4 separate regions of the Mus musculus genome follow, and all the other regions are linked to region 1. The links are chromatin loops, found by intact Hi-C in ENCODE. Cell type or tissue: left cerebral cortex. All regions are shown on one strand.

Region 1 (8,000 bases):
TTTGTTGAAGATACTTACTGGCCTTTTAAGTTGGGAATCTTCACTCTCTTCTATACCTATTATCCTTAGGTTTGGTCTTCCATTGTGTCCTGGATTTTCTTGATGTTTTGAGTTAGGAGCTTTTTGCATTTTCTTTGACTGTCATGTCAGTGTTTTCTCTGGTATTTTCTGCACCTGAGATTCTCTCTTCTATCTCTTGTATTAGCTGTGGCTCCTAATCTCTTTCGTAGGTTTTCTATCTCCAGGGTTGTCTCCCTTTGTGATTGTTGATTTATTGTTTCTACTTCCATTTTTAGATCTTGGATGGTTTTGTTCATTTCCTTTGGTTGTGTTTTCCTGTAATTCTTTAAGGGATTTTTGTGTTCCCTCTTTAAGTTCTAGCTGTTTACCTGTGTTCTCCTGTATCTCTTTAAAGGAGTTATTTATGACCTTCTTAAAGTCCTCTATCACCATCATGAGAAGTGATTTTAGATCAGAATCTTTCTTTTCTGGTGTGATGGTGTATCCAGGACATGTTATGGTGAGAGAACTGGGTTCTGATGATGCCAAGTAACCTTGGTTTCTGTTGGCTTATGTTCTTATGCTTGCCTCCTGCCATCTGATTATCTCTAGTGCTACCTGCCTTCCCTATATCTGACTGGGGCCTGTCCTGCCTGTGATCTTGGTTGAATCAGAACTCCTCAGAGTTCAGCTGTCTCTATGATTCTGGGATCCTGTGATCCTGAGTTCCTGGAACTGTCAGAGCTCCTGGGAGTCAAGCTGCTTCTGGGACCCTGAGATCCTGGTGTGACCAAGTTCCTGTGATCCTGTGATCCTGAGACTCTGTGGTTCTCGGCATGTTAGAACACCTGGGACTGCAGCTTCTTTTGGGTATTGTGAGGCTGGCTGCAGAGTCTGCAAGGTCTGCTCAGGGCACTGGCTCAGACCAGAAGGAAACTGCTCCGGTGGAGTGCCTAGATGCCTGGGTTCCAATGATCCCAGTTACTCCAGGTGTTGGGGCAGATGTTGTATCCTCCTTACCTCTGATCCTATGATCCTGGGCATGTTAGTGTGCCTGGGAGTGGAGCTTTCTCTGGGTGATGTTGGACTGGCTGCAGAGTTCATGCCCAAAGTCTGCTCGGGGCACAGGCCCTGCTAGACATCACTTTCAAACAATGGTGCTTTCTTCTGCAAACTAACTTTACCTTCATTGTTTGAGATGAAAAGTGTGTACTAGGGTGTGTTTATATTCCAGCCAGAGGGTTTAAAGGTGTGTGCTAAGGGTGAACCTCACCACAACTAGAAACGTTTTTTTACTGTAAATAACACAATCTTGAGTTTCACAGTCTGATTAAATATCCTGCAACAGAGTGCTTTTTACGAACAATAGCACAAAGACTATTGTACTATCAACACACCAATGAGTGCAATACTGAGACGACTGGCTCAAGGGGCACAAGTAGTTTTTGTTAGTAGTTTGTTATATATTAAATTTTATCTTTTCTGTTGTGACTTTCCTCTGGTTAACTGAAATCTGATTGACAGAATAGGAATATATTTGAGGGTTACAAAAGATGATTGATATGTGCATACACTGTGAGATGATTACCATGATAATATAATTAGCATATCCATCACCTCAAGTAGTTTCTTTTCAAGTATGCCACATATGGGGATTAATTAGCCACCATACTATACATAAAATTCCCTGAATCATTTCTGCTAGGGGACAGATTTTCACTATATAGCTAATGTATGATATGGCAGTGAGTCATTATGTGCCAAGGTAGTCTTGAATTGGAAGTATTCCTCCTGCCTCATATCTAGGGTGCTGGAATTATAGGCATATACTATCATTCCTAGCTACTGACTCCTCTTATAATGGAAGTTTGTACCATTTGATGAATGTCTTCCCATCTCATTTACCCTTTGACTTCAGATAATCACTCCTTTACTCTTCCTGATTTTAGTGATTCTTCACCTAAGTGAGATCATGCAGTATTTTTTTCACTATGCCTATTTCAATTGACATAATGTCCTTCAGTTTCATCTGAATTGTCACAAATTGGGGGAATTGTTATTTTTGAAAGCTTAACAGTATTCTGATGTGTAAGTGAACCAATAATATATGTATGTGTTCATCAATGAATACATGAGTAATAACCTCATCTTGGTTGTCATGAACAGCACTTCAGTGAATATGAGGGAGTTTGCTTTGAAATATTAATTTGTTTTGACTATACATCTAGTTATGAAATAGTTTGATCATGTAACAATTCTTTTTTTTTCTTTAAATGTTTTAAATTTAAAATATCATTTTGAGGAGCCTCTATTTTTCATAATGATTGAATTAATTTATTTATATTTTCTGATAGTACACTCAGGTTTTCTTTTCTGTACATACCAATATTTGTTATCCTTTGACTTTCTAGTGACATTCATTTTTAGCAGGGACTGAAGAACACCTCTGTCTTCGTTAGGATTTTGCTGCTGTGAACAGAGACCATGACCAAGGTAACTTTATAATGACAACGTTTAATTGGGGCTGGCTTACAGGTGCAGAGTTTCAGTCCTTATCATCAAGGCAGGAACATGGCAGCATCCAGGCAGGCGTGGTGCAGGAGGAGCTGAGAGTTCCACCTCTTGTTCTGAGGTTCCTAAAGCCTATGCGGACCCATAGTGACACACCTACTCCTAGGCCACACCCCCAAATAGTGCCACTCCCTGGGCCAAACATATTCAAACCACTACAGTCTCTCTGTGATTTCTCTTTCCATCTTTCTAAAAGTTGACGATTTTAGTCATGGGAAGGTTAGTCTTTTAAAATATCATAGGAAGGACTATGAGAGGCGTTGACTGTAATAGGTTACATCTGTTAGTTTAAGAAAAATCCTGATAAAGAGCTTTAGAAAATTTAGGGCATATGTTAAGGAAGAACATGAACATTTTCCTATTAGTATTTATTAGAGCATATCAGGTTCTTATAAAAAAAAAACCCTTTTCTTCAGCTCTTTCACTTCTGTATCACATTTTGTATTTAATCTCTTTCTCTTTTTGTGTTCTTTCTATTTCTTTCCATCTTTCTTGATTTGCTGGCTCTTATCCTTTCCTTTCTGTGATGTAAGATTTTTCAGGATGTAAGCTATTGTGCTATCACACACACAGTAGAAGAAAAAGAACTATAGGCCTGGCTCTCTGTCTGTGCTCCCAAACATTTGTGAGCCTAGGGTTTTTAGACCAGCTGGTAGAGCATAGTGAGATTCCATCTCAGCAACAGTTGCAACAACAACAAAAATGATTTCCAGAGAAGAGTAGGCAGCATCAGAAGCAGGAAAAGTGTCAAGATTGGAATAAAGGAAGGCACAAGACACATGCTTCCCCTTAGGATTTAGCATTGGGCAGACTACTTGGTGTGCAGGCAAATGTTTAGAGCTTGGTTACAACTATTTCAAAGACTACAAGTTTGTTATTTAAGCAGCGTGTGGGAGTAGAGCATAGCAGGTGGTGAACCAAGGGGATTTGCTATAATGGAAAAATACACCTAAATATCAACCCTATTGTGGGCTGGATGGTGAAGACTTTTCATTTTTGTAGCTGAAGATAAACTTTTTATTCCCGAATTGTTTTCTGTGGACTTCTGGAATTCTACTCCTACAAAAACTCATTATTTTATTTAACATGGGTTTGCGAATTTCTTACACCATAAAAGTGTTTTCTGAGTAGATTGCACACAAAACACTCACTTGCTCAACATGTAGTTCATGCTTTATATTCTTGGATTCCTACACAATGTCTGTTTTATCTTGCCAAGAAGACACTGAATAGTTATGGCAGGTGGACTTTGCACTTCTACTCTATACATGGTGGCTTTATAGGTTCCCTTCATGCTACTAATAGTTTTAAGGACTTAATTATTTGATATTTTTTTTGACCCTTTACTGAGGCTTGAGTCTCACAATGGAGTCCAGATTAAAATGCTTTCACATTGCAAACCGTGAAAGTAGATACTACATCTGATCCACTCATTAGTCAACAGATGGTCATCCCATTACTGACATACCTCCACACAAACACTTCATGTCTAGTGTAAAAATTCGAAAGAAAAAGAAAGGACAAGTTTAGGGAGACAGATAACCTAAATTTTAGTGGTAAGAAAATTCTCCAACAAAGACACTGATGAAATTGCCACTGGGGGGCGATGAAAGTTCAGAAACTGCTCTGCATCTTCAGGCAAGTAAGCACTTCAGCCTGCTTACTTATTCACACTGGGAAATTCCTGGATGAGAAGCAGAGTCCAGGGGGCAGAGGTGGGGGAGAAATGTACCAGGGCTAGAATTAGCACCTTGCTAGACCACCTTCAACACACACACACACACACACACACACACACACACACGCAGAGCCCTTGCTTTACCTGAGTGTTTCCAGAATTTGCTTCTATTCCCTTCAGTCTGAAACAAGGGAACTCATGTTAAACTTCAGAGAAGTAAGCGAATACAGAAGGGTGCTGGAAAACACATGGGAATGGCTTTAAGATAGCTCGTAGGCACTTGGATCAGAACTTTAGTTGCTGTGGGTGGACCTCAGTTAGTAACTTTCCTGGAAAAGCTGGGGAAGTGGCAGAGTTTATCTCAAGGAAGTCTGAATGGTCATTAACACTTGAAGGCACACTTAAAATTTCTGATAAGGGTAATTTAGACAGGTTCAGAAAAGCGTCCCAGGGAAAACAAAGAAAAATTAGGGGACTGGCAAGGTGGCTACATGGTTAAAGAAAATTGCTTGCCAATCCAACAACTTGCATTTAGTCCCCAAGACCCACAGAATAGGAGCCATCCAGCTCTTGAAATTTGTCTTCTGGTCTGCATCTGTATATCATGTGGTGCACTCAGGCTCACACACACATGCATAAACAAAATGTTTTAAAATATCCATCTTCACTGCAGGAATAATTTTTTGGCCACTTGACACACTCTTGAGAACTTAATTTCACCTTCGTCATTTACTCAGTGGTTCTGGGAACTGCTATCATAATTGCAGTCTAGCCCTGGCACTCAGTTTTAGCCATAATACTCAATCAAATATCAGTGTCAGAGGCCAATTAATAACCATGCTTGGTCTTATTTTCCTTAAGATTTTCATGTAGGAAAGTGTCAGCACAAGGATTTGTCCTGATTCTACTCCTAGAAGGGATGAAACAGACAGATATAGAATGAAGTCCAGAATGTACTATTGTGCATGCATAGATTCAAGGTATTATGGTGCATCCCAGGATCTCCATTTCTTAGTGTCCTGGCAAAGGATGATCTAGGGATTCAAAGATAGCACCTAAGATGAAGGCCCATGGATCCTGTGCTTAGTGTTTTATGTCTTCTAGAATCTATTTTTACGTATTGCTAAGGGCTACTTAGATAACCTATACTATGTCATACATTTTGGGTTTAATTAAAGAATTCAGCTACAGTACCTTTAAAAAGAGAAAAGGAATGTCCCATTCATATCCCTGACCATCTGTCTGTGGGTAGTGTCTCAGGAAAGGCTGAGTCCAGACGTTTTGCCTGTATCAGCTCAATGCCACTCTCTATACGGGGGCCTCTTTCCCAGCATTTTAAACATTCTGCATGCTTCACTAATCATGCTACATTTTTTTCCTCTACCATGTCAGTTACTGCATTTATGGAACATCAAGAGCAATAGAAATAGTAAAATGTGAGCATTGTGATTGATAATGCATTAAGTGTTACATGAAATAACAGAAGATGTTCCTCACAGGAACTGATGCTGGCTAGACTGAAGCACCTGGAATCCGTAGGCAAATACTTTGTCTCTGTGTTACAAATTTTGTTGGTATGATAAATCGCCTTTAAAAATGACTTAAATGAAAAAGTATTTATTTTTGGCTTATGATTTTAGAGGTTTCCATTCATAATAATGGGAAAGGCATGACAAAGAATATCAGTCACATCATGGCTGCCAGGCAGCAGAAAGAGAAGGCTTTTGCTAGCTCTATTTCCTTTCTCCCATTATTTCATTTGGGCCCCAGTCTATGGAATGGTGCTGTCCACAGTCAGAACTACTCTTGTCCTACTAGTTAATACTGTGTGTGTGTGTGTGTGTGTGTGTGTGTGTGTGTGAAAAACACACCCAGATATGCACTTCACTGATCTCCTAGGTGCCTCCCAATCTAAACAGGATGACAATCAAGATTAAACACCCAGGTCTGTATGGACAGGAAGATAAACTTGCCGTCCAATGAGTAATCCATTAGTTAATAATAAAATCGCAGTTTTGCTTCCTTAGGCCTAATTAGAAGGTTCTGGGTTTTATGTAAATAATTGGAGAAATTCCTCTACTAATCTAAAAAAGGTCCTGGAAAGATTCATTTGTTAGCAATGCTTATAAATAGAAACCTTCATTGCGGCCACATGCCACTTTTATCCCTACACTAGGAAAAGTACTGTGATTTCAGTACTGAGTGCTAAGAAGGGAACATGCTATGCAATAAAGAAAAGGACCAATAGTCACATTTGGGGCTAAGACTCTCAGGCTGATCCCTGGAAATCCCTTAAGGTCTACATAATTATTTGCAAGGCTCCCTTAATGTAAGTGCTCTGATTTCTGTGTAAATCCTAGTCATATAAAACACATGCCCTGGCATAAAACACAAAAGGAAATGAAACAAATTTTCAAGAACTTTAGGACCTATAGTAATTATAGTTCCTGCTCTGATAAAGGTGTGAACGTGATAATGTGTGAAGATGACTGTGGGATGTGCTGGCTTGAGTGACAGTAGTTGACCTTCAAGGCTAGGATAACTGTAAGAAGCTATCATGTAGAGCAAATGCCTTCCTCAGGCTTGACAGCAGCAATCATATACAATTCGAGCCCTCGGAGAAAAGCCATAGGCCTCCTGTTGGGGCCAGGAGGGGCACCCTTTCAGATCATTATGTTGCTCTGGGTTTTCCTCCTGCTAGCTATGTGGATGTGGCTATTGCATTGTTCCATATCAGTGAAGTGACCAGGACACTGAGCTCATCACGTTGTCTTGAGGATAAAAGAGACAATCACACATTGATGTACTTCACAAACTGCACCCCCACCCCCAGCCTTTCCATGCAGGGCGACCGAATCTTTTGAGCTTTGGGAATCATTGTTTCAGAAGAAGCCGCCCAGTTCTCTCATTGTTGCAGATGAACAGGCACAGAGTAACATAATACATCAATATGGTTTTGCTTTGATGAAAGCATATTTACAAATAAAAATAGCCCCTACATTTGGCAGGGAGGTTACACTATTTTTGGTCTTTATGTAGTGGTTAGCTCTTCTCAAGTTAACCTTACCCCTTGTCAGAGAACATTCCTAGAAATAGCCATCTGTGACCCCATTCCACTTTACATGACAAAGGAATAACCCTTAAGGTGACTGGATTTTGATTTGGTATTTAAGTAGTTAATTTAAGTTAAATGAGGCCATAGGATTGGTGTACACAGAAGAAGAAGAAGAAGAAGAAGAAGAAGAAGAAGAGGAGGAGGAGGAGGAGGAGGAGGAGGAGGAGGAGGAGGAGGAGGAGGAGGAGAAGAAGAAGGAAGAAGGAAGAAGGAAGAAGGAAGAAGAAGAAGAAGAAGAAGAGGAGAAGCCAGAGACAGTGCTTTTAGATATTCATGTGTCTGTCACTCTCTATGTACATATAGAGAGAAGATATGTAAGGACATAGTGAGCTTAAGAGTCAGCCTACACCAGAAAGAAACTTTTCTTATGCCTTGTTCTTAGACTTTGAGCTCCTACAACTCTTTATTTTGTTTTGTTTTTGAGACAGGGTTTCTCTGTATAGCCCTGGCTGTCCTGGAACTCACTTTGTAGACCAGGCTGGCTTCGAACTCAGAAATCGCCTGCCTCTGCCTCCCAAGTGCTGGGATTAAAGGCGTGCACCACCAACACCAAGCTGCTCCTACAGCTCTTGAGATGATACATCTCTGTCTTTAATACACTTAGTTTTAGTACCTCTTGTACAGTCCTTCAATAGT
Region 2 (8,000 bases), 650 kb after region 1:
TTTCCTGTCTCTGACACATTGGCTTTATCCTGTCCCAGGCTTACTTCAGTGTTCCTTCTGTGTACCAACAGGAAGCCATCTCTCGAATGAGTATATCCTTTTGGCAGGATGAATCGGGAAGTTCTGCTTTGAAAGCCTGTAGGTGGCTAACTCACTTCAGCCAGACATGGTCCAATGAGGAAAAAAAAAAAAAAAAAAAGAATGTTTCTAAAGTCCTATTAGATACAACAACAGATGCTGGTGTGAATACAGAAGTGAAAGGAACCTTTATACACTGCTGGTGGCAATGCAAAGTAGTGTATTCACAATGAAGCTCAGTTTGAAGGGTACACACACACACACACACACACAACTAGTTATACAAATACACACACACACACAACTAGTTATACAAATCCTGGTCATGTACCCAAAGGACTCCATATCCTAACATAGAGATACTTGCTCAGCCATATTTATTGCTATACTATTTACAATAGCTAAGATATAGAATCAACCTAAAGTTCCCTTGACAGAAGAGTGGATTTTAAGAATATGGTATATCCACATATGGGAATTGTATTCTGCCATAAAAAGAATGGAGTCTTCACATTTTCAGGAACATGGATGGGCCTGGATTTCGTCAGCTATATCTGGGTCCTTTCGATAAAATCTTGCTAGTGTATGCAATGGTGTCAGCGTTTGGAAGCTGATTATGGGATGGATCCCTGGATAAGGCAGTCTCTAGATGGTCCACCTTTCATCTCAGCTCCAAACTCCGTCTCTGTAACTCCTTCCATGGGTGTTTTGTTCCCAGTTCTGAGAAGGGGCAAAGTGTCCACACTTTGGTCTTCGTTCTTCTTGAGTTTCATGTGTTTTGCAAATTGTATCTTGTATCTTGGGTATTCTAAGTTTTTGGGCTATCACCTGAGGAATACCGAATGGCAGAGAAGCACCTGAAAAAAAATGTTCAACATCCTTAATCATCAGGGAAATGCAAATCAGAACAACCCTGAGATTCCACCTCACAGCCACTCAGAATGGCTAAGATCAAATTCAGATGAATGCCATTTTATTCATCCTGTAGGTCAATGCATCCCGTCAAGAAGCCAAACTGACAGAAGAATGTGATCTTCTCATTGAAATCATTCAGCAACGAAGACAAATTATTGGAACAAAGATTAAAGAAGGCAAGGTATGGTTTCCTTGATAAAAAGGTTCTGTATTTCTCACCTGAAGAATATATACTTTCTCTCCAACATCTACAGCTTTGAAAGTTAAAAACAAATCGTACTCTCTGCATTCGTCATAATCCCTTCTTAACTACCTGCCTTGGTCCATTTTGTGTTGCTGTAGTAAAATACTCGACAAAGAGTAGTGAAGAACCGAAAGAGAATTATTCATATTTCTTAAAATTCCCAATAGCATGGCACCATGTTTGCTCAATGCCTCTGGCAGTAAGTGTCCACCTAGAATCTACTGAGAATATACTTCCGCATAGTGCATCTTCTTTCATCATGTGGACTCATCTCTCATTCCTTTCGTCTCCTAGTTTCTCAGATGCCTGTTTTTCTGCCATGGTTAGTTGCTATTATGTTCCAAGAAGATAATCTGCTATTGTCAAGTGGTTGCATGCCAGGATCAATACTCTACATGCCCACATAAATTTCTTTAGAAAATTTATCGTTTTAATGTTAAATTGACAAGTTATACGTGTACATGTTGGTGGATACGACATGATTCTGTGGTTCATGAATAGAATGTATAATAATTAAATCAAGCTAAGTAACATATTCATCACCTCAAACACTTATTTTTGTGGTGATAAATTCTCGAATTTAACGGTCTAGTAATCTGGAAGTGTAAGAAATTTACATTTGGTATATTTGTTAATCTATGCAATGTAGCTCAAAAAATTTTTTTAAAAAGCCTCTGTTCTCCTGTTTAATTGGTTACGTATTCTTCTTATGATGGTTTCTATCGTACTATTACACATTACCAAAACTTTGTAGCTTAGAACCTTCTTATTGATTATCTTACTGTTCTGATGTCTGAGAGCAGTCTCACTGTACTAAAGGCTACATAGGTTAAAGGCAATGTTAGTAAGCTATGCTTGTCTTGTCAAGTTTCTGGAGGTCATCCATGGTCCTTGGCTCACAACTAAGTCATTAGCACTCTGCCTTCTGTCTTCATCCTGCTATCTACTTCACTGACATGAACCGTCCTGTCTCTCTGTCATAAAGACCTTAGGAATTATGTAGAGATTACCCAGACGATCCTGGACCACCCCAACCCCTTAAGATTCTTAACCTAGACATCTACAAAGTTCCTTTGGTATGGAAGGTAGCATACTGAAAGATTCCCAAGGTGCCGATGTGGACTTCGCTAAGAGTCCATCTTCAGATTGCAGTGGCACTTTTTCATACCTCTGCAGCAACCGTACTTACTTACCCTTACTCAGCTGCAGCTTGAATTTCACGGCCTGGGGTTTCCTTTCAGGAGCTAGAGGATAGTAATAAAAGGTATTCCAGTTTGGGCCATGATTATAGGTAGAGTCCATCTTTTGTAGCACTCACTCCGCTGCAGACATACACCATTAATAGACATGGACTCCAACGGTGAAGAGTGAAATGAGAGCAGCATTTCGGTGAAGCAGGAATGGCATGAAAGTGCAATGCCACAACTGTGGCTGGAAGCACAGGCATGGTTGAAGAGATACGGGCATGCCTGCAGTTCCGATGCCTGTGCCTAAAAAACATCCTGGAAGAATCTGGAATTGCTTTGGATCGGATGGAAGGCAGAAACCAGGCCTGTGCCTCAGCGCCACAGACTGCAGAAGGCTTCTTATTCATTACGAGGGACGGGAAAAGAGTATTGCCGATGTCTGCCTGGCATCATAGCTTTTGGCAAACTTCAGTTCTGAGGTTCTGGAACAAGTCAGTCGTTAAGAGGACCCGTACTCCACTCATTCTATTATCACACCAGACAGGTGCCTCAGAGGCACAGAGATGAGACAGGAGTCCACAGTGAGATTGGATTGCAGAGCGCTGAGCCCAGGAGCCGGGTTAGGGGAAAGCAGAAGTAAAACCATTGGAGCACACCAAGGAGAACAAGAAGCTATTTTCAGATTCTTTTCTTTAAAACTGAGGTGCTGAGCTCATTTCCGAAGCAAGCCAAGAAATCTTGAGTTTCTAAAAGCACAGCCAGCAAAATCAGCAGCATTATCTAATTTCCGGTAAGATTCGTTTTGCAGAAGAGGACACAGACCTGAAAAGAAACAGTTTAGAGATAAAGAAATCACAGACAAAAAAGGACTCAAAGAAGAAATACACAGACGGGAATGCAATCAATAAGTTTTGGAGGTAAACTCGTAGACAATTATGTGACAGAAAACAGCTACAGAAGAAATTGGGCAATCCGACCCCTTGGAGGAAGTTTTTTCCCGGCGTGCTCTCTGTCGCCACCCGGTGGTGACAGAGGAGAATGCGGCGGTCGTGACCGTTCGATTTTCCTTTTTTCAAAGGACACTTGTTTTTGGTTTCCGTGAGCGTTGATTCCTTTTCAAAGCATCTACGTGCACGTTCGTTTTTCTCTTATTATCTTTTATTATCTTTTATTATCATTGATGTGCTTCACGAGATATGAATATTCTTCTGCTTCCGTGGGGACTGAGTTTTGGCCTCTGCCTGGGGAGTTCCATCGAGGTAAGAAGGGACAAAAGGGTCTGAGTGACATTCAAGCATGACAGATGTCCATGGACTTAAAGATTAAAGCGAGATTGATATTTGAAATGCTGGTCCCGACCATACTAGTCATTCATCACCCGGAGACTTAAAAACGTGCGTTGCTCGTTCAAATGCAAATTACTGTGGCTCTGCCAATGGCAGCTCCTTAACTAGAATGCCAGAGGATGTGCCCAGACATCTAGAGTTTTCCTGGGAAAGATCCCCAGCTGATTCTATCGCACACAGTGTTTGTGAATCTCCGAGGCAACTGTCAACTGACCTGTAATGAAAAGTACGCTCTACATGGAAGTCCACTCGAGAAGATCGTGGCAGTTTCACAGTATGCTCTCAATTTCTTTTACATCAATATCTCCTGTTTCGGTTATTCTTCTTGTCCTTAAACATCACCGTTAATCTCCAAATAGCCTCAGAGGAAAAACCTGAAAAATATGACATTGAAGAGCCGTCATCTTTGAGACGTGTGGTCTCTGCTGTGCCTATTCAAAGGCTAAGAGAGTGACATGAAATGAAGCCAGAAGAGTAGTCTGACCTCATCTCGTTTGGTGAGAATTTTATCATCTGCCTTCAACTTGGCCGTACCATTTAAATCTTCTTGATGTTATGTAATTAAATATTCCACTCATCTGGTTTATGGTTGAGACTATTAACTTATCCTTCTGGAATTCTCCCTTCCTCTGACAGTTCCTAATAGATGTGTTCTAACACCCTGAGTTAGGCTAGAGGGCTGCCTCGACTCTCTAGATAATGTTGCCAGAGGCTCTGTTCTATCTGGTGTGAAATGGTGTTATTTTGTTCGACTCGGGTACACACTTCTCCTGATAGGGACAAGACCTACCTTTAGAATGAACGATGTGTTTTTAACCATGCTGCCAAGATCACATATTCTTAGCTGCCAAGTCTGGACATTTCATTCTGACTCGTCATTTTCATGGACTCTTTTCAGCCTTGTCTGAAATCTTGGGCTCAGCACCTCTCGATTCGGCTGTCATTTCCTTCGTTTGCTTAGTACACATTTGGAATTGGACATTCCCTAGGGTTCTACAGATCTGACATCTCCTTCCTTCCTTCCTTCCTTCCTTCCTTCCTTCCTTCCTTCCTTCCTTTTTTTTTCTCCAAGATTAAAGTTGTCCTGGGATAATAGTCATGACTTGGAGAAAGCAAAAATCTCTTGAAGTTAGCAGGAATTCTGGAGGGAGCTTGAGCCTGCCTTGTCTGTAAGACAGATTAACCAGGCATCCTCCCTACCCTCTCACCCAAGGCTATTTTCCATTCCGGAATTATCAGAAAACCAGCCAAAACCTGTCCCCTTGCATGTAGGTGGGGCCGGTAGGCACGAGGTGATTCCAATTACTTGGAATTTTAATTCTAACTTGGCTCCTGGCTGGAGGGCTTCAGCTTATGGCACATTTCAGACACCAGAGCCGCGGTCAAGCGGCTTCCCCTGGACTTCTCTTGACCTGCCGGAGAGAGAGGTCGTGGACGATTACAGTCAATACGGTCAAGGTTTGTTTTTTTTTTTTGGTTTTTTTTCAAGCAAGACAGAATCGGGAACTAGAATGGAGATTGTGAAACAAGTGTGTGTTTTATCCCAAATGGGAAATGCTTATCAAAATAGTCAACTCATCAAGTGAGCACAGAGTGACTGGAAATGACGTTTACAGTGAGAGGAAATGGCCCAGCTGTGCTTTTTTTGGCTTTCTCTCATCAGTTCAATAAGAAAAATATCAATCAATGGGAAAATGCTCCCTCTCTGTTAATTTCATACACAGGTTTTAGGCAGTATGGAAAATAGGAATACCTAATGCTTTCATGTCACAACTTTATTACGTGGATTACAAAGAACTTTGTAGGATTTTTTTTTCACTGTTTTTAACTTAAGCCTCGAATTCACACCTACAGACATGTTTTATTTTCTTAAAGGCATATTGAAAACCTGAGATGGAGAGAGTTCCAGGGTTCTCTAAGGTCCTGAAGTCATTAGGTAGGATGGCAGAAGGAAGAGATTCGGTGACCGTTTGTCACTTGCCAGCGGACACCTTTCCCCCCTTCAACAGAGAAGTAATGAGCGATGCTAGTGTGAGTTAGTGTCACACTGACACGAATTAGTGTCTCCTCATCAAACAGGTGACTAAGGCTTCTCCAAAGACTGAAAGTTCGAGTTCCAAAAATTTGCCTTCCGGATTTCAACCTCTCTCTGCTTAGACAGAACAGACCTCACGCCTCTGAAGGGTTCAGCCCTGAGCCACCTCCCAAGCGATCGATCCTTAACGTGTGACCTCGCCCGCCGTGCTTCTCTCGTTCCAGGTGATCAGGCTCCGCAAGTTAGCTCAGCAGATTGCAAACTGTAAACAGTGCCTTGAGAGGTCTGCATCGCTCATCTCGCAAGCGGAGCACTCGCTGAAGGAAAATGACCACGCCCGTTTTCTACAGACAGCAAAGAATATCACTGAGAGGTGGGTGCAGGGACAGCTGGGAAGCTGTCAGGCTGATGGTGGCTCATATCTGCGTGGGACTGACTGGTCGGCCTTGCTCTCCGACTGACTTGTTTTCTGTTAGAGGTCGAGTGCCAGAGAGAATGGAAGCTTTGGCTGGTTTGCTCCAGCTAAGAACGCTTTCCTTCGACATGATAAAACCCTTTCCATGACAGCCTTCAGCCTTAGCTATGATAAGTCCTGTGAATTTAATTCATTTGAATGTCACAGTTAGTCAAGGAAAAGCATCACAATGATGCTCTTCAATTACTCCTGGTGATCGAGTCAGGAGGTGATGTTACATTGTCTACAATCCCGTTGCTACTTGAATACTTCATTTATCTAGTTTAAATGGCCTGAGACTTTCTTCCTGCTATCAATTCGATGAGGGCATTTCAGATTAAACAATCTATGTTGTTCCCTAGGTAACAACGTTAAATTTCTGCCAGAGATACAGCTGGAGAAACCATATTGGGGTTATTTTACACAGGTATTCTTTATCACTGTTGTGAGATTCTCATCAAGTAAAACTAACTGGTGACAGGATACAATTTAAATGCTCCACCTATTCCGAATATCTCATAGGACCCAACACCTTTTGTCCGGCTTTTTGCATTGTGATTTTGGCATGGTTCGTCCGTATTTTGGCATGTGCCTCTGCTCCATTCCTTTTTTGTTGCTGTGTACTATTTCTATTGTATGGATAGACTCCCAGCCAAGATCTAGGGTCCTCGTGAATATCCAAAGTTTTAAGAGCTATTAAAAGACACAAGAGTGTCTATACTGCTCAGGATAACTTGATCGTACCCAGCTTTTCGCATGAAATGTGAGAGCAGGCACCTGAAATCTTCCTCAGTATCGCCAGCTAGTGTGGAGATCTTATGCAACTGGGCATCAGTGATCTTTATAAGAAAATACGTGATTGCAATTATAGCTAAGGCCTTTCGAGTTCCACCAGACGAACAAGAACGAAACGAAACGAAACGAAACAAAACCAGTGTCCTAATGTTTATGGAACTCAACAAAACCATAAAACACATCAAGATAAGTCTAGATCATTCTCTATGCTCAGTAGTAGCATTATTCAAGACATGGTTTTCTTTGTGTAAACAGAATTACTTGCATTTTAGCACCCGCTAGATTGTTCTGCTGTCAGTCACTTTCCAAATGAACTCAAGAGCACACAGGAGACAGACACACATACCTTGCTTTACGCTTTATACAAGGGAGCACTCACCAGAAAATCTGAGCGTAGGGACGAGATTGTGTGCCGACTGGGGAATTTCTGAGAAAGCTCAGGAATATTTTCCGTGGCATCTGTTGGGAAGACGGTAGGGGGAAAAAAGGCGAATAGCGGGACAACGAGAAAGAGCCAGACAACCCCTCCCCCCCTTTTCATGTTTATTTTAGAGAGAGGCTAGTAATTGATTAAACTAATCCAAGATCTGGAGACATTCTTTTTTCATCTTCACTCTGCCTTTGATGCAGTTTGAAATTCTGGAGACTCCCCTTGGAAGTGGGGCAGGGGCGAGTCTGAAAGGAACAGACAGTTTCCCAGACAGATGTGTGAAGAGATGCCTGAAGCTGTGCGCTTCTGGCCGGGGTTCGATGTGACCGGGCCGGGCTGTCAAATACACAGCAGCACGAAATATGAAGATTCTTCTGCTTCCGTGGGGACTTTTTCGGATATTTTAAAGAAGGGGGGGGGGGTGGCACCGGGTTACCTCTCCCAATTCCTCTGCTTTCTCTGTGAGGTTGTTTGCGTTCGCACGTGACGCCTTTTCAGAGGGGGTACTTTTTAAAA
Region 3 (8,000 bases), 550 kb after region 1:
ATTTTAGACATTATCTTTTTATTCTGTATATGAGCAAAAAATGAATTTTTCCTTCCCTGTACTCAGCATCTAGTACCAAAAATGAAGGAATAAATGACTGAAAGAAGGAAGGGAGAATGGGAAACTGGAAGGGAGGAAGAATATATGAAGGAAAAAGAGGAAAAGGAAAGAAGAGCAAATGGTGGAAAAATTGGATCCCTGGGTCTTACTGGGCAGCCATCTTAGCCCACTTGGTATGTTCCAGGGCAGTGAGAAGTGGTGTCTCATAAAATGTAAAGAGGTAGATGGTGCCTTGGAAAAGACATCGTAGTTGTCCTCTGGCTTCTGCATATCCATACATACATGAGCACACATGCATACATACAGAGCAAGAGGAAGTGAGAGGGAAAAAAAGAAACCAGAGAACAATAGGCTTGGTGCCCATGTCTGATCCCAAGACTCAAGATATTGAGAGGCAGGAAGATTGCAAATTTATGGTGAGCCTGGACTAGCAAGACCTTGAAATATCTTGTCTCAGGAAAACAACAAACCAATGAGAGAAAGATGGATGCTAGATTAAATAATACACAGTCTCTGCTTCTATGTATCAGAGTTCACTGTCAAGTTAGAGCTTTCTGTCACTATGATTTTTTTGCCGTTTTTGGAGTTATTAATAGCTTCGGATTTTCCTTACATCCATGAGCATCCGTTTGTCCTCACAGGTAATCATCTGTCAGTGTCATAGTTCACTTTACAGCATCCTCTCTGCTAGCTCTTCCTCTCTGCTAGCTCTCTCTGCTAGCTCTCTCTGCTAGCTCTTCCTCCTAGACTTTTCTTATTTCATTTTATACTGATTCTTCTGCTTGCACAGTTTCAATGACTTCTTCTTTTCTTGTTTAATTCCCCCATTTTGCTAAAACACATTTTTGATTGATTTCCAAAGACAGTATGAGGGATGTAAATTTTTTGAGAGTTGGTGTGAAAATAATTACATTCTCTCCTGACATTTGATTGATAGTATAACTTGGTGTGGAATTGTCAGAAGTCACTTACTCTCATATTTTTGTATCTTTTAACTTGTAATTGAAAAGAATATGATAAATCTATGAGAACATTTCCTTATGCATACAGAAGAGCATATTCTATTGATGAGTGTTTTATTTTTGTTACTTGTACTATTTAATGGATATTTATAATATTCTCTCTCTGTGTTATTTGTTATAAGGAGCATATAAATATTTGCATAGGATGATGATTTGTCTTGGTCATTTTGGCTAGCCATGGTACTCAGTTAATCTTGGCTAAACCTGCAGCTATTTTGTAGATGTTAAGATTTATAGTCAGTTGACATTACGTGAAGGAGCTTATCTTTGATAATATAAGTGAGCCCATACAGTCAATTAAAATCCTTAATACAAAGGTGAGGTTTCCCTGAAAAAGAAAAAAAAAAGATCCTTCTTCAATGTACTACAGGGTTAGCACCTGCCAATTGACCTATGGATATTAGGAGTGTGTGCCTCTGCAGTCATAAAAGACTGAAAAAATTCTCTATATCAGAAATCATATATATGCATTTTAGATTCTGTTTCTCTGAGTTCTGACTGACATAGTCATCAATGACCTCAGGATCTAGGGATGGCATTCAGTAAAAGCAAAACAACTTTTAAGTAATTTTCCTCTTACAAGTATGATATGAAATCATAGTAAAAATGTAGCCAAGTTACTTTTGGGGCGCAGAAGAAGATTGTACTTAAGTCAAGATGGGGCTTTAATTGCCAATGGACAGAAATGCTATGAGAATAGGTGTGGGAAAAACAAAAAAACCTTTTTAGGTGGTTGCAATATAGTGCACCTAAAGTTACAGAGCTCAGGAGACTGGGGCAACTTTGAGCCCAGATGTTTGAGACCAGATTACACAGCACAACAAATCCCTGTTTCAAGACACAGATCAAAAGAAATCAAACAAAATCCATCTTTAAATTCAAAAGATGAGTGTCTTAACAAAGTTTTTAAAGGAAAAGAATAAAGAATCAGCTACATTTAGTCAGTTAACACAGAAACTGTTAAGATATTTCTACCTCTTAAATGCATAGAATTATTAAGTTGTAAGCTATAATTAAACTTGAAGCCCAGGATTGCAGCATACATATGTAATTTTGCATTCAGGAGGCACACACACTAAACAAATGTTAAAAAAAATGAAGGGAAATAAGTTGAAGTATTTTAATGCTTAATTTCCAAGTGATGAAACATTAAGCTTAATTTATTTCAAATCCTGACGAGTGATTAGTTGGGTGTTTCTTACCTAAAAGTTTCTCCATACTTGGGCCTATTTTCTTTCTAGATCCAGATTGCTTCCTGTTTTCCCCCTATCTAAACATAGTCATCCAACATCAAGTGCATCCTGAGCTAAGATATATCTAGGGCAGTGGTAGATGCAGACTTTCCTCAAAGTGAATCAGAGCCCGTTGGCACTGGGATAAAGTATGGATTCCCAGCATCATTGGTATACCAACCCAATCAGTTTCTCTTAGACCAGGGGCATGAGCATTCTCACATGTTTAACTAGAATTGGTTTTAACAAACATTGGTTTTGATCCCTAGAAGACATCCAGTGATATCTTTATATTATATTAATCAGTTATGATCATCTAGTGGGCAAAGGTCCTGATGTTGCTAAATATTTGACAACACACTGAACAGCTAGGTCCATGGTGAGGAATTATTTGTCTGCAAATGCTAGTAATTTCAAAGTTTAGAAGCCTTCATCTACCCAACCTTGTTCAACCTAACCCATGACCCTAAGGATGCATGTGGCTAAGGATGACTGTGAATACTGTGCAACACAACATTATAAATGTATTTAAAACATTAGGACTCTCTCTCTCTCTCTCTCTCTCTCTCTCTCTCTCAGTGTGTGTGTTGTGTGTATCTGTGTGTTTTGTGTGTGTGTGTGTGTGTGTGTGTGATTTGTTTTAGTAAGGTATCACCATGTGAAAAGGCTAAACAAGCTTGGGTCTAGGCCATAGTGAATGACTCTGAAGAACAAATAAATGGATTGAGGGCAGCTGGTGTGATTAGGGGGACTCTAAAACTTCTCAGTGGGGAGCTGAGGCAGAGCTATGGACTCCCAGGTGCTGGTGCCCTGCTGCCAAAATCTCAGAGAACTCAGCCAAGCTCACACATATTGAACCACACCTCCAGCACTCCTGAAACCACTAAATCATTATTTTATCTGTTATTATTTACTAATACTGCAAAAACTTAATATATATATTGGATTATCCTCAAACTGTGAGCACTTGTTTGGGAATATATATATATTGTATATATATATTTTTTGTATATATATATAAATTAGTGAGCTTACCAGTTTAGCACTGATAAACTCAAACACTCAAAGAGGTACATACACTTATGTAAAAAGAAGTTTCATTAACTAAATTTCTGTATTCATTGTTCTAATTAGGAGATGTTTTATCTGAAATTGTGCTTTCAGTCACCATCGATGAAGATTCTTCCTCAAGTCCTGTATTTCAAAATGTTTGTGTGCTCAGTCCCATTAACATTTGCTTCTTTAGGTTGGATATAGAGTTTATGTGAAGACGAGGTGGGTAACTGTCTTGGTTGCTTATTTCAGTTAGAGTGATACTTACAGCAGTGTGGTTTTTCCCTTCACTGTTTTTACAAAACTAGGTATCTAGAACAAGATACACTTTAAAAAATATCTTTGGGTCCTGAGGGTTGAGGTTTTCTCGCTGAAATCATTCTTCACCTTTAAAATGCTTTAATGCTTTTAAGGGGCTCTTAAAGTGCAAGGGTTTAAGGCCCGGAGCTAGTTAAGCTTTGAGCAGATGCAGTCTGTTAGACAAGAATAGAACTCATCCTTTACTTTGGGGAGCTCTGACACAACATCCAGCTGCTTCCAGTCATTTGACTCCTGAAAGCTGCCCTAATCCTGGTAAAGGCAGCCTCTCCTGCACCCAGGTCCACCCACTGCTCCTGATTGGCGAGGCTCTCCGCGACCGGAGCCCGCCGCCTACGACGTCCCTGTGAACTGATTTGAAATAAGAGCCAGGCGGTCCTCGCTAGCCTGCGCCCGACTTTTCATAGGCTGGAAAAGGAAAGGTTGAGAAACTTGACATTGTCTTGGGTAGAGAGCGTCTAGAAGCAGATCAAAGAATAAAAAGGGAGGGGGACGAAAAACGTGCTCTTTGCTGCCTGTGGATTCGACCGAGTTGCTTTTGTCTTGTGGGCTTTTCTGCCGGCTTTGGTGTCTGCGCTTGGAAGCCTGCGGGTGCGCTTCCGAGCAGCTTGCTCCCTGCCGGATGGGTCATGGAATTCTAAACATGAGGCAGGTAAGCTTGGGGGTTGTGATTGTAGCTGTGCTGGCGCCAGCCACAGAAGGAGGGCTTTAGCTTGGGGCCCCTGCGACCTGTTACTCCCAGAGCGGGCGGAGTGATCAAACGCAGCGTTCCAGCAGATCCATTAGGTGGAAGGAGGGGACTGCCTTCTCTTCCTAAGGCTACCTTAGAAAGCACATCACCTGCCGGCACCCCACTGCCTCGTCCTTACTACCTACCCGCGCCAGCTTTTGCTTCTAAGAGTGGTTGCTGATGTCAGGCAGTCTTTGTAAAAGGTTCAGAGCGGTTTGTGGAATATGCAAATCAATTCCAGTTTGCGGGCCTCTGGAATGTATTGTGCTGGATTCATCTCAAGCTTTTAGCCTCTACCCTATTATGCTTCAGGTTAGAATAAAGACAACTGCACAGTCTGACAAAGAAGCACGCTGGGACTCTTATCTTATTTTGCTTTCACGTTTTGAGCACTTTACTGTGTGTCCGAGGCTGAGAAGGCGAAAGCAGTCTGGATGGAACAAGCTGCACTTCCAGCGGAGGCAGGCGCGGGGAGGGGGGAGGGGGGTGTTACAGACTTTTTTAAAAACCGTTCTAGCACTTTAGGAGTTGTATTTTGTGTTGCTGCTGGACGTAAGAACACAGTCCCGGAAGTACTGAAGGGAGACCGGTCTTGAGTGTGTCTCTGTGAAGAATTCCAAGCCAGCAGCTTCTTCCGTCGCTCTAGGGCATAGGGATACAATTCCTTATCAACTTAGGTAGAAGTTTATGAGGTTTATAGCTTTGCCGTTGAGGAAAAAGAGAAAAGGAAAGACTGGATTACAAAGCCTAGAAGAGGGTGTAATTTACAACTCTATCACAGTTGGAAAAAAAAATCTTACGTCAATGTTTTATTGCCGAGATCGATACTCACAAGGGAAAGACAAAAGTAAAAGCCTTTCAGTGACTGGGAAGGACAGAGACTCCCGGGGAGGAATGCTAGTTACTCTTGCCAGAGCGGAGTAACTCCGGGTGGGAAACTGAGCATCTGTTTTGTCACCGGAAAACCTCTTCTCTTTTTTCTTCCAGTTGAGTTGGGTGTGCCCCACCCCAAAGTGTTCACTTTAGGCGAAAGTAAACCTTCCCATGAGTGGTTGGGCCAAGGGGTTTACGACTTTCCGTTTCACTGCCGCAGAGGTAAAGCAGAGGCCCTGCATGAAAGGTCAGGAGCAAAGGCCCTCACATTTCTTATTCGCTAACTTGCTCTTCTGGACGAGCTTGGGAAATTGCAGGAGTACAGAAAAAAGCACATGAAAGACTGTGTGTGTGCTTTCAGCAAATTGCATCTGCCTAGCTGGAGAGTGGTGCAGAGGCTGGCTTTCTCGAAGTTTTGCGATCTTATAGAGCAGCCTCATTCTTTGAATTTCTAGCAAGCACATGAGATAGACAAAAGGGGCAAGGAGGCTTGCTGGATAGGAGCAAGAAAGAGAATAGGTACACAATACTATTTTTCACAAAGGTCCTAAGCCGGAACAAAGAAGTTATTTGATGCTGTGTGAAGCCACCTGTCTTGTCCTCGGTGATGTGTGAACTCAATTTTTAGAATCTTTGTGCCCACACAGTTCCTCTGGAATGGGGTGACACTCCCTCTGTCTGATGCCTCAGGCAGGCTTGTCCAGAGCTTGGGATGATTTTTCCCATGTGGAACTGTGGCATTTGTATGAAGTTGGCAAACAGCCCAGTGTTGAAGTTTTAACTGTACAAGTAGGCATGTAGTAACTCCTTAGTTATTTAATGAATGACCATCTTTTCATCCCACATCTCTGGATACATATATAACATTGTTCTTTCGCCTATTGGGTAGTTGAAAAGAGGGAGGGACTGGGGGAGGAGATGCAAGAGTAGCGATCATTGTTCATACAAGAAACCAGGCATGAGATGGTAGCATTACTGCATGGGCGAGTCCCAGATTTGTTCTTGTTTCTCTTGTTGGGGGAGGGGAAGAGACCTTACCACTTCATTCAGGCAGAGGAATAACATCCACCAACCAATTTGTCATCTTAGGCCCAGCAGCCCCTGGCTGTATTTGCAGGGTTAGCTATCAAACCAACCCATGTGTCATCAGCTCAGCAATGAAACACAATCCTCTTGCTGGTAAGTGATCCGTCCCTAGGGCTGTGCAAATGCCGAACAGTGGGGTGGCAAGCCAGGACAGATCCCTACCACTAACTAGTTAGAAATTCTCCATAGCCCAAAACTCGCCAACACAATTAGAAGGCTACATGTTTGTGTGTAAGACTCAGAAAGTTTGGGCTCTTACCAGATTGTCAGCACACAAACAGTGCAGGTCAAAATTCTTATAAGGTAAATGAAACAAGCAAGCAAACAAACATAAACCTGACAAGTTCATCAGGAAGTCATTTTAAAGTGTGCCAACCTCTCTTGGCACTTTGATCAAAAAAAAAAAATGGAAAACTTTTCAGATTCTTCTTTGAGAAGGAATTTGCTGCGTTCCCAGGCAAAAGGAAAGGCATGGCCACCTGTTATAGAAGTCCAGCCAAAAACAACAGGTTTGCTTATGACATTCCCACAACTGCAAATATCCTCCCTAAATAGCAAGTCACATTAATTGTCCCACCACAGACTAAGAACAAATATTTCATTCTCAAGTTGGAAAAAAATAGAATCTCCAGATGAAATTCCCTACCAGGCATATTTTGGGATTTTAGAATCCCAATAACTTTAGAGAAATATACTAAGCAGCTGAGATGACTTTTCTTTTAGTCTCTTGGTCTCCCAGCTGCTATTTTGTTTTTTGTGAGGCTACGATGCTGCTGATGCAAGGAAGCTGTGATTGAGTTTGGTCAGCCCATTTTGCATTCTTTAGATTGGAGTTAAAATGCCCAAGGACATCTGGCTTACTAATGAAAGTCCTGGCAGTAATCTTTCCTCAGAGGATTAGAAAGTCCTTTACAAATATCATCTATTTATTCTCAACCACACCTCCATGGAGAGAATGAAGGGCAGCTTGATCCTCATCGAACAAATGGTGAAGTGAAGGCAAAGACAAAAGAAAAAAGAAAAAAAAGAAAAGATTAAAAATAATGAGAACAGCAAGTTAGAGGCTGGTCTCCTAGTCTGGAATTCACCCACCCAGAAAGACTACCTGTAAAATAAAACCAAAACCTCTCCATCAATGTTCCTTTCCTCTTGTTCTGTTACTAGCATACAATGTCTCGAGTATGCTGTGTAGCTTCATTTCTTTAGAAATGAAAGCCTTGAGAAGTTTAAAGGACAAGACCTTTCTGATTTCCTTTGTCCCAACATTAAGATCAGGCAGTTTTATGACACTTAATAGGAAGATGCTATAACTGGAATTTTAAATGTGTATCTGAGAAATGGGTCCCCTTTAACAGATGTTTTAAGTTTTTGTATACGCTTTTAGAGAGTTTGATGTCTTCAGCGTATGTTAAGATTTTATTTGTTTTTCTACTGCCTATCTTTCAGGAAATGTTACCATTGTAGGACTTGTCAACGAAAAGATATTTGTTGGTTGTTTCAAAGTAATTTTTGAGTTGGTTTTTCCTTAGTGTTCAGCGTGACTCATGTTCTGAGTTTGTCTGGCTGTGGACCGCATAGGCTTCAAACAAATCTGTTAATTGGTAGTTGTATGCTATCCGCAGACAT
Region 4 (8,000 bases), 220 kb after region 1:
AGCATTGTTTGCTTTTACCTTTTGTCCCTGGGCTATCTAGTGTCAGGAATTGGTTACTCAAAGTGTCAAGTGTGGGTTCCATCTTGTGGAATGGCTCTTAAGTCAAATCAGCTATTGGTTGGTTACTCCCACAAGCTTTGTGCCACATTGTATAACTTGCAGGCAGTACACAATTGGAGGTAAAGGTTTGTTGATGGCTTGGTGTTTATCTTTCTCTTTTGAGTGTACATAAAGTGCCTTCCTATACCAAAGCCACTGAAATATAGTGATGACTTTATTTAGACACTGATTCAATATCTCCATGTTTAATGAGTTGTGTAAGTATTGTCTTCAACAATGGGTTGCTGTCAGTTTGTAGAGAACAACCTATAGTCTTTGCAATAACCTAGGTATTTAGAGATACCTGTTGGGCCCCTTTAGTCAACAATTCGATTAGATGTAAACCATTCCCAGTACTGAATGTTGTCATAGTGACAAGATATATTCACTGGCTAGTTTTGTGTCAGCTTGACACAGCTGGGGTTATCACAGAGAAAGGAGCTTCAGTTGAGGAAATGCCTCCATGAGATCCAGCTCTAAGGCATTTCCTCAATTAGTGATCAGGGTGAGAGGTCCCCTTGTGGGTGGTGCCATCTCTGGGCTGGTAGTCTTGGTTCTATAAGAGAGCAGGCTGAGCAAGCCAGGGGAAGCAAGCCAGTAAAGAACATCCCTCCATGGCCTCTGCATCAGCTCCTGCTTCCTGACCTGCTTGAGTTCCAGTCCTGACTTCCTTGGTGATGAACAGCAATGTGGAAGTGTAAGCTGAATAAACCCTTTCCTCCCCAACTTGCTTCTTGGTCATGATGTTTTGTTCAGGAATAGAAACCCTGACGAAAACAGACTCTGTCTTCACCATTATTTTTCAATTTCATTTAGAACACTTTCATTTATGCATATATTTCAGTAAGTTTTTACTATATTAGGTTTGCATACTAACCCTCAAATACCTCCTAATTTTAGCCATCTCTCCCTGTATTTCCTCTCATAAGCCATCCTGTTATCCTTCACACTCCCCACTTGATCTTTCCATTCCAGCCCCCATCTATGCTTAGTTATATATTTTATTTTCCTTTTCTATCAAGATCAACATGTCCCCTCTAGTCTGTTACTCTATGCCTACCCTCTGTGGTTCTACAGACTGTAGCTTGGTTATCAATGCCTTCATAGCTAACATCCACATATAAGTGAATATATACCATATTCATCTTTCTGAGTCTGGGAAATCTCACTCAGGCTGATTTTTTTTCTAGTTCCATCCATTTGTCTGCAGATTTCATGATGCCATTTTTTAAATGGATGAGCAATACTCTATTGTGTTAATTACCACATTATCTTTATTCATTTTGCTGTCGAGGAACATATAAGTTGTTTCCAATGTCTGGCCATTATGAATAGAGCACCAGTAAACATGGTTGAGCAAATGTCTCTGTGGTAGGGTGACACATCCTTTGGCTAGATGTCAAAGATTGGTATAGTTGGATCTTAACATAGATTGATTCCTGTCTTCATGTGGAACCACCACATTGATTTCTATAGTGGCTGAATTAGTTTATGGTCCTACCAGCATGTATGAGTGTTCCTCTTACTTCTCAACTTTGCAGTAAATCTCTCCATCCCAAATATGCCCCCGCAATGAAAATACGACTCAATTAATATGAATACATGCTGTGTGCCTAGATTGGGCAGATTTACCGCTATACTACCATCTTCCACATCTATGAGACCCCTTATAACTTACAGATTCCCTAGGCCATGTGCTTCTGCTCTGCTTTTCTTCTTCCTCCTCCTCCTCTGCGTCTTCTCCCTCTTCCATTTTCTCCTTCTTCTCTCTCTCATCTTCTGATCCATCTTCCCTTTTATCAGCCCAATCATCAACTCTCCTCTATTTTACAATTTAAGGTGGGAAGCAGGATGACAGGAAATCACCTGAGTGATGACTCATTCCTTGTTCTCAGCCACTTACAGGAGAATGGAATTGACATCAAATATAATTAGCCCCAGGGCTATCCACACCACCACCACACTGATTTCTATAGTGAGTGGCTGTATTGGTTTATGGTCTCACCAACAATGTATGAGTGTTCCTCTTACTCCACAACCTTGTCAATTTGAGGTGTCACTTGTTTTGTTGATCTTAGTCATTCAGAAAGGCATAGGTGAAATTTCAAAATAGTCTTGATTTGCATTTCCCTGATGCCTCATATTTATTTGGGTTATTTATTTTTTGATATCTAGTGTTTTTAAGTTCTTTCTATATTTGGGTTATTATACATCTATTGGATGTGTAGTGGTAAAATAAATACCAATCTTGCCATTCTGTAGGCTGCCACTTAGTCTGAATGACAGTGTCCTTTACCTAATGGAAGCTTTTCTGTTTCATGAGCTTTCATTTATTAACTGTATTAGCAGTATTCTGTTGAGAAAGTCTTTGCATGCACCAATGAGTTGAAGGCCATTTCCCACTTTCTTTTTTACTAAGTTCAGTGTATCTGGACTTATTTTGAATTCTTTGATCCATTCAGAGTTGAGTTTTCTAAAAGGTGATAAGTATGAATCTATTTTGATTCTTCTACAGGCAGCTATACAATTTGACCAGCACTATTAATTGAAGATGTTGCTTTTCCCCCAGTAATAGACATACATTTCTTAAAATGAGAATGGAAATTTGATTTCAGTGAATTTCTTTTACCTGTTCATGTAACAGCAAAAACTTATGATTTGATGTTTTTGTGAAGGTTTGGCAAAACATCCTTAGTGCTGATATGTTCAGGGAAGTAGCTGCCATTTCTCTGATGCCTTTCAGCAGTGCATAGATATAAATTATGAATAAAGATTATTTTCCTGGTAATGTCTATCCATTTTGGGGGATATGATACTAGGGTTATTTTGAAGCAATTTTGACTGGAGATTTTAAAGTAAAAGTGATATTCATTAACTAATGCCTAATATAGGCAGCTTTCAGACTAAGAACATATAATCAACCAGATGTTTTCCTTGGGTCTCATACTGGCAGATTCATATGATCATCTGTGGAAATGCTTATTGAAATTGGAGAAAGAGAAAATTAATTCAAGGCCCAAATCTGATAATCACCAATTCACCAAATTCTCAGAACAATGGATTATGTGGTGGGAAAACAAAAGTATTTTTAATATTGGCAATTCATCAACTCTAAATGATACTAACAAAAGTTCCATCTATTTTCTGCATTGCCTGGCATGTAGTTAATTATCCTTAAAAATAATTATTTCTGCTTCTAAATGTGTAATAATGTAACTGTGTCAATCGTCTATTATCAGAGGTAAAATTACCCATCACCTTTACCCATTGTTCTACTTAATATATACAAGCCTCCAGAGTGGTCACCCAAGAAATCAGAAAATACTACTGAAGTAACCACAACTAGGTAATGTTATATTAGTATTGAAAAGGAATTTTATGACACTAAAATTAGTAGTAGTTGTCCAAATGAGTCCTGGGATGTATTCTTTCTAGAGGAAACTCAGAAAAATTAGATTTTTTTGGTAATTCAACACATTGAAAGAGAAATGAACTATAATTTCTCAACTCTCATATTTTCTCATGTACCTTAACATGAAGAAAGCTGTTTATAAAAATTTCTAAAAGAAGTTTTGACTTCTCAACCTTAATCCATGAGACTTTTTCTTGAAGGACAGTAAGGGATATGTGTTTGGGGGGAAATGCTGGCTTAAAATGACATCTACAAACCGGGCGTGGTGGCACACTCCTTTAATCCCAGCACTCAGGAGGCAGAGGCAGGCAGATTTCTGAGTTCGAGGCCAGCCTGGTCTATAAAGTGAGTTCCAGGACAGCCAAGTCTATACAGATAAACCCTGTCTCGAAAAACAAAAACAAAAACAACCAACCAAACAAACAAACAAACAAAAAAGGCATCTACAAAAGAAAAATTCGGATTCAGGGAAACAAAATATAAGAGAAGAAAATTCATATAGAAAAGGGAAAGGAGAGAATGCTGGACTTCATACTCACAGTAGGCCTTTCCCTGTGCAGTTGGCCTTTTCAGTGATTTGAGATATGGAGCAGAGCCCTGCTCTGGGCTGCCTTGTTACTCAAGGAATTTTTAAAAGACAAGGGTGAAGGATTCCTACTGCAAACATATATACATATGGGTGTAAGAAACATAAACACAAAAGAGCACTTATGGGTAACAGAAGTGCTAGCTGGGACTTTAGAGCTGGGTGGTTTGTGTTTGCACAGATTTTTTTTTTAGTTGAAAGTAGATCTTAGAGTACATAATCCATATGGTGTGTTTAAAATAGACCACATAGTCTGAAAATGGAGCTCCTGAGAAATTTACAGATAAAAATCTCCACTGTTATTTTCATATGTAAGAGCTGGAATTATCTTGTAAAGATAATTCAAGATGAAATATTTCCATTTGCATTTGAACCCAGAATTATTTGGTTTTCATTGCAAAGTGCTCCAGCCAGAGTCTTCTAATAAAGCTGCATGCCTGACTCCAGGCATTTTTGAAGTATCTGTTACAATATTTCAGTGTCTAGCTCACAAGAAAAGATATAAATGGAAGATAGGAAAATACAATAAGGAAAGATCTGGAATGCAATGTTCTAATAATTAGTTCTACAGGGTCTAAGGAGGGCTAATCCATTGGACGGGTATGGTGGGCACATAGCTAGTAAACTATAAGAGAAAAATCTCATGTTACTTTCCTTAATTCCTTTCTAAAGTTATTTAATTATAACTAGGTTTCACTGACTAGATTAGATATATATTGAATAGGTGAATAATATGGACTTTGAACCAAAATATGTTATAAAGCTTTGTTATGACATTTATTTTTGACAACCTATTTTTGATTGTAAATTTTCATCATTTAAAGCTTATGTCTGTATTATTCACAACAAAGTTATAACACAGAAATATGCTCTGGGATAAACATTAAAGTTAAATGTGATTATATTTCAAAATAAGAAAATCACACATATGGTCAACAGCCATCAACATTTTTATCCCTTTCTGCCTGGCAAAAGGACCAAGCAAGATTCTTTAGGTTCATCCAAACATGGCACACATGAAATTTGTTACATATCATCATAGTCTTTGACCAATTCTATGAGGTACATTTGTCAAGTATGTGTTTGCTTAAATTGATGAACTTGACAAATCACTTATTATGTATTGTTGTGTTTTAGAATGGACATTTTCATATTCTGGAGAAAAAAAAGTGAATTGTAGAAAAATGATGTAACTTTTTCAAAACTGTTACGAAAAGAGTTATTTACTACACAGCATTATATATTAGATATTATGTATTATATAGTATTCTTTTTAAGTATGTAGTGTAAATAATTTTCAGCTTACTTTAGAGAGCATGGTACTGTTTGCTTAATGGAAAGACTTTCATTTCAGACAAAAGGATGGAAGTAAATAATGTGCTCAGGGATGTAGGCCAAGTTTATATACCCATAATAAATTAGCCAACACAACTTTACACGGCAGTTTTGGAACAACTGACTCCAAATAAGTCAAGCAAAGAAAGATTAGTCTGTTGGAAAAATCCCAGAGTAGTCTAACCAAAGAACAAAGCTGTTATCCAGGATTGGCTGCTAACCAGCTCTGTGGCCTTAGAAAAGTCACATGTCCTCAGGGAGGACTCATTCCTCATTTGTAGTAGAAAGGGAATGGTTACAGTAGATACTCATTAAAGTCTAAATATCCATGTTCTATGAAGCTAATGTTTTGTTTAGTCTCTTAAAGTGGAGACTACAATACATGTGGGATTTCTAATTTGATATGACCCCACTGACTACAAATTGTACTAAAACTTGCTTATACATGTAACACAAGGTCAGAAAGAGACGTTTCTGTATGTGGTGTTTAGTATTATATTCAGAGCTTTATTCATGCCAGACAAGTGTTCTATCAGGGAGCCAGAACTTAAATATACTCCTAGGCCTTGAGAGTTGAGTGTTTGGGAATGAAAGCTTTCTAAGTTATCTTACATCACCTTTAATTACAGAAGTCATAGGACCATATTCGACACAAAATGGATTGAATACATCAAATAGAGAAACCTATTATTAAAAATCATTTTAACAAACCATTTTAGAAGCCATACTTACAAACGTACTTGGAGTTGGAGTCAGTAACTAACCACACACTCTCTGCCTATACATCCTTTATACATTGTACTTTGCTTCATGCTATAAGAATAACCTCTAAGATATCAGTTTGATGTTAGGAGAATTTAGTTGCCATTGCTTGATTGTCAGACTGTTCTAGAAGTCAGTTTAATGCTATCTGGGTGTCACTTAAATGACATATGTTAATATGTATAACATTTTCAGAAATAAGAAAACAAAGCTGCACTTTCAATGGAGATATCAAAAAGTCTATAAATTTTAAAGCTTAGGACTTATATTAACATCTATAAACCCACAGAATGATAAATATAATACTATTAAGAGAGTCTCAGCCTTGAAATACTTGACATTTGGAACTAGATAATTTAATGTTTTGTTGTTACATTGTCCTAAGTACTATAGGACACCTAGCAATGGTCTTTGTTTTTAATCACTAGATTCCAGTAGCACCACTACCCTCATCTTAACATATAAAAACATGTGTCTAGGTATTTCCAAATGAGCCTAATCGGGAGAATTGCAAACCTCACCCCAGTTCAAAATCACTGTTTCATGGCAAAGTAAGTTATTGATGATTTTACATCATAACATTTGTTTTCTTGAATATAATGGTGGTATAATCATACAGTTGACAAAAATAGTTTAATTCTAATTGCTAATTTAACTCTGACTTACATTTTAGTGCTGACATCTTGAACTCTATTTTGTGAGTGTGGTTAAGTTGTTGCTTTTTAAAATATTTAGGCAACATGGAATCATTTTGCAAATGTGGAGTAGAAGTTGGACAGGTAATTAAGAGTTAGCCTATAAGTTAAAATAGATGAGGAGAGGTTACTATCAAGATTAGAGAAAGAACTTGTTCCTTTCCTTTGGAGGTAGACCAAAGGATCTTAATTCATGCCAGTTTCCCCTTATAGTATTAGAATCGAGGAAAAATAAATGTAGAAAATTAGTACATTTAAAAATAAATAAAATACACCAAAGTCAGTTTGGGCACAATTACTTCATTTGGGAAGAGAAGTTCTAGTAACTGATATTGTGATAGAGCTTTCTCCAAACTACTTCTGTCTGTAAGAAAATTATAAGATACATGACAATAATTTGTGAAAATACCTAAAAATATATAAAGACCAAAGGAATTTATGTTTGGATGTTAAAAGTTTATCTTATTATTTGTGTGTGTGTGTGTGTGTGTGTATGTGTGTTTGTGATCCTTGGCAGAATCAGAAAGACTAGTTAGGACCAATGTGATCATCCATATAGAGACATTGTACTTTAGACCTGACTGATAAAGAAGGAGGAGGTTACAAGAAGAGATGACAGGTTTTTTTAGTTTGTCAAATGTAAATATGGGACAAGTCCTGGATGTATCCAAGTTCTTCAGCAGAAGAACTTTTGATTAAATGGAGAGATCTCACTAAATGCAATGGAGCAGAATGCTGGGGAAAAGGAATGGCAGCAAATGGCACATGGGGGAGGATAAGGAAAAGAATATTGTACTTTATATGAGAAATTTCTTCCTAGAATTTGAACACTTGATTCCCAGTTTGCAGTGCTATATAAGTTTAGGATATGGGGCTTTGCTCGAGGAAGTGTGTTACTAGGGGCAGGATTTAACATTTTTGTAGCTGTATCCCACCTCTAGTTTATGTTCTTGACTTCTTGAGTGTGGTGGTTTAAATAAGAATGGTCACCATAGGCTCATATATTTGAGTGCTTAGACTCCAGGGAGTGGAACTGCTTGAGAAGGATTAGGAGGTGTAGCCTTGTTGGAGTAGGTGGGACGTTGTTGGAGTTGGTGTGGCCTTATTGGAG

The links. Peaks named below come from ENCODE experiments on the same cell type or tissue, not always from the same donor. Only the 100,000 strongest peaks of a DNase experiment are listed, where the experiment ranks them.
Region 2: it touches region 1 in a loop (5-fold over the local background); 3 of 42 quality-filtered maps call a loop at or near these places.
Region 3: a loop joins it to region 1, with 4 times the contacts of the local background. A loop is called at or near these places in 2 of 42 quality-filtered maps.
Region 4: it touches region 1 in a loop (5-fold over the local background); 2 of 42 quality-filtered maps call a loop at or near these places.

What each region holds. Positions count from the first base shown.
Region 1 is chrX:169,328,287-169,336,286 of GRCm38, forward strand. It overlaps Gm15246 (predicted gene 15246), which reads left to right. Exons shown (of 6, transcript NM_001361166.1): 4 at 2,412-2,493. Among named protein-coding and RNA genes, the nearest start is that of Gm15246, 12 kb to the left of the region's middle. In left cerebral cortex, a CTCF peak has its summit at 4,172 (motif pointing right); DNase peaks (open chromatin) are centred at 4,177 and 5,503.
Region 2 is chrX:169,975,856-169,983,855 of GRCm38, forward strand. It overlaps Mid1 (midline 1), which reads left to right. Exons shown (of 10, transcript NM_001290505.1): 4 at 1,067-1,174; 5 at 6,030-6,178. It overlaps G530011O06Rik (RIKEN cDNA G530011O06 gene), which reads right to left and starts at 3,062. Exons shown (of 2, transcript NR_029457.1): 1 at 2,431-3,062; 2 at 1-935. In left cerebral cortex, no CTCF peak of the experiment used is centred here; DNase peaks (open chromatin) are centred at 963, 3,146, 3,399, 3,848 and 7 more places; H3K4me3 peaks cover 1,440 bases; H3K27ac peaks cover 2,522 bases.
Region 3 is chrX:169,875,573-169,883,572 of GRCm38, forward strand. It overlaps Mid1 (midline 1), which reads left to right and starts at 4,047. Exons shown (of 10, transcript NM_001290505.1): 1 at 4,047-4,337. In left cerebral cortex, a CTCF peak has its summit at 4,025; DNase peaks (open chromatin) are centred at 4,006, 4,665, 4,796, 5,405 and 2 more places; H3K4me3 peaks cover 1,819 bases; H3K27ac peaks cover 247 bases.
Region 4 is chrX:169,548,919-169,556,918 of GRCm38, forward strand. No RefSeq gene overlaps it. Among named protein-coding and RNA genes, the nearest start is that of Gm15245, 110 kb to the left of the region's middle. In left cerebral cortex, no CTCF peak of the experiment used is centred here; a DNase peak (open chromatin) is centred at 4,268.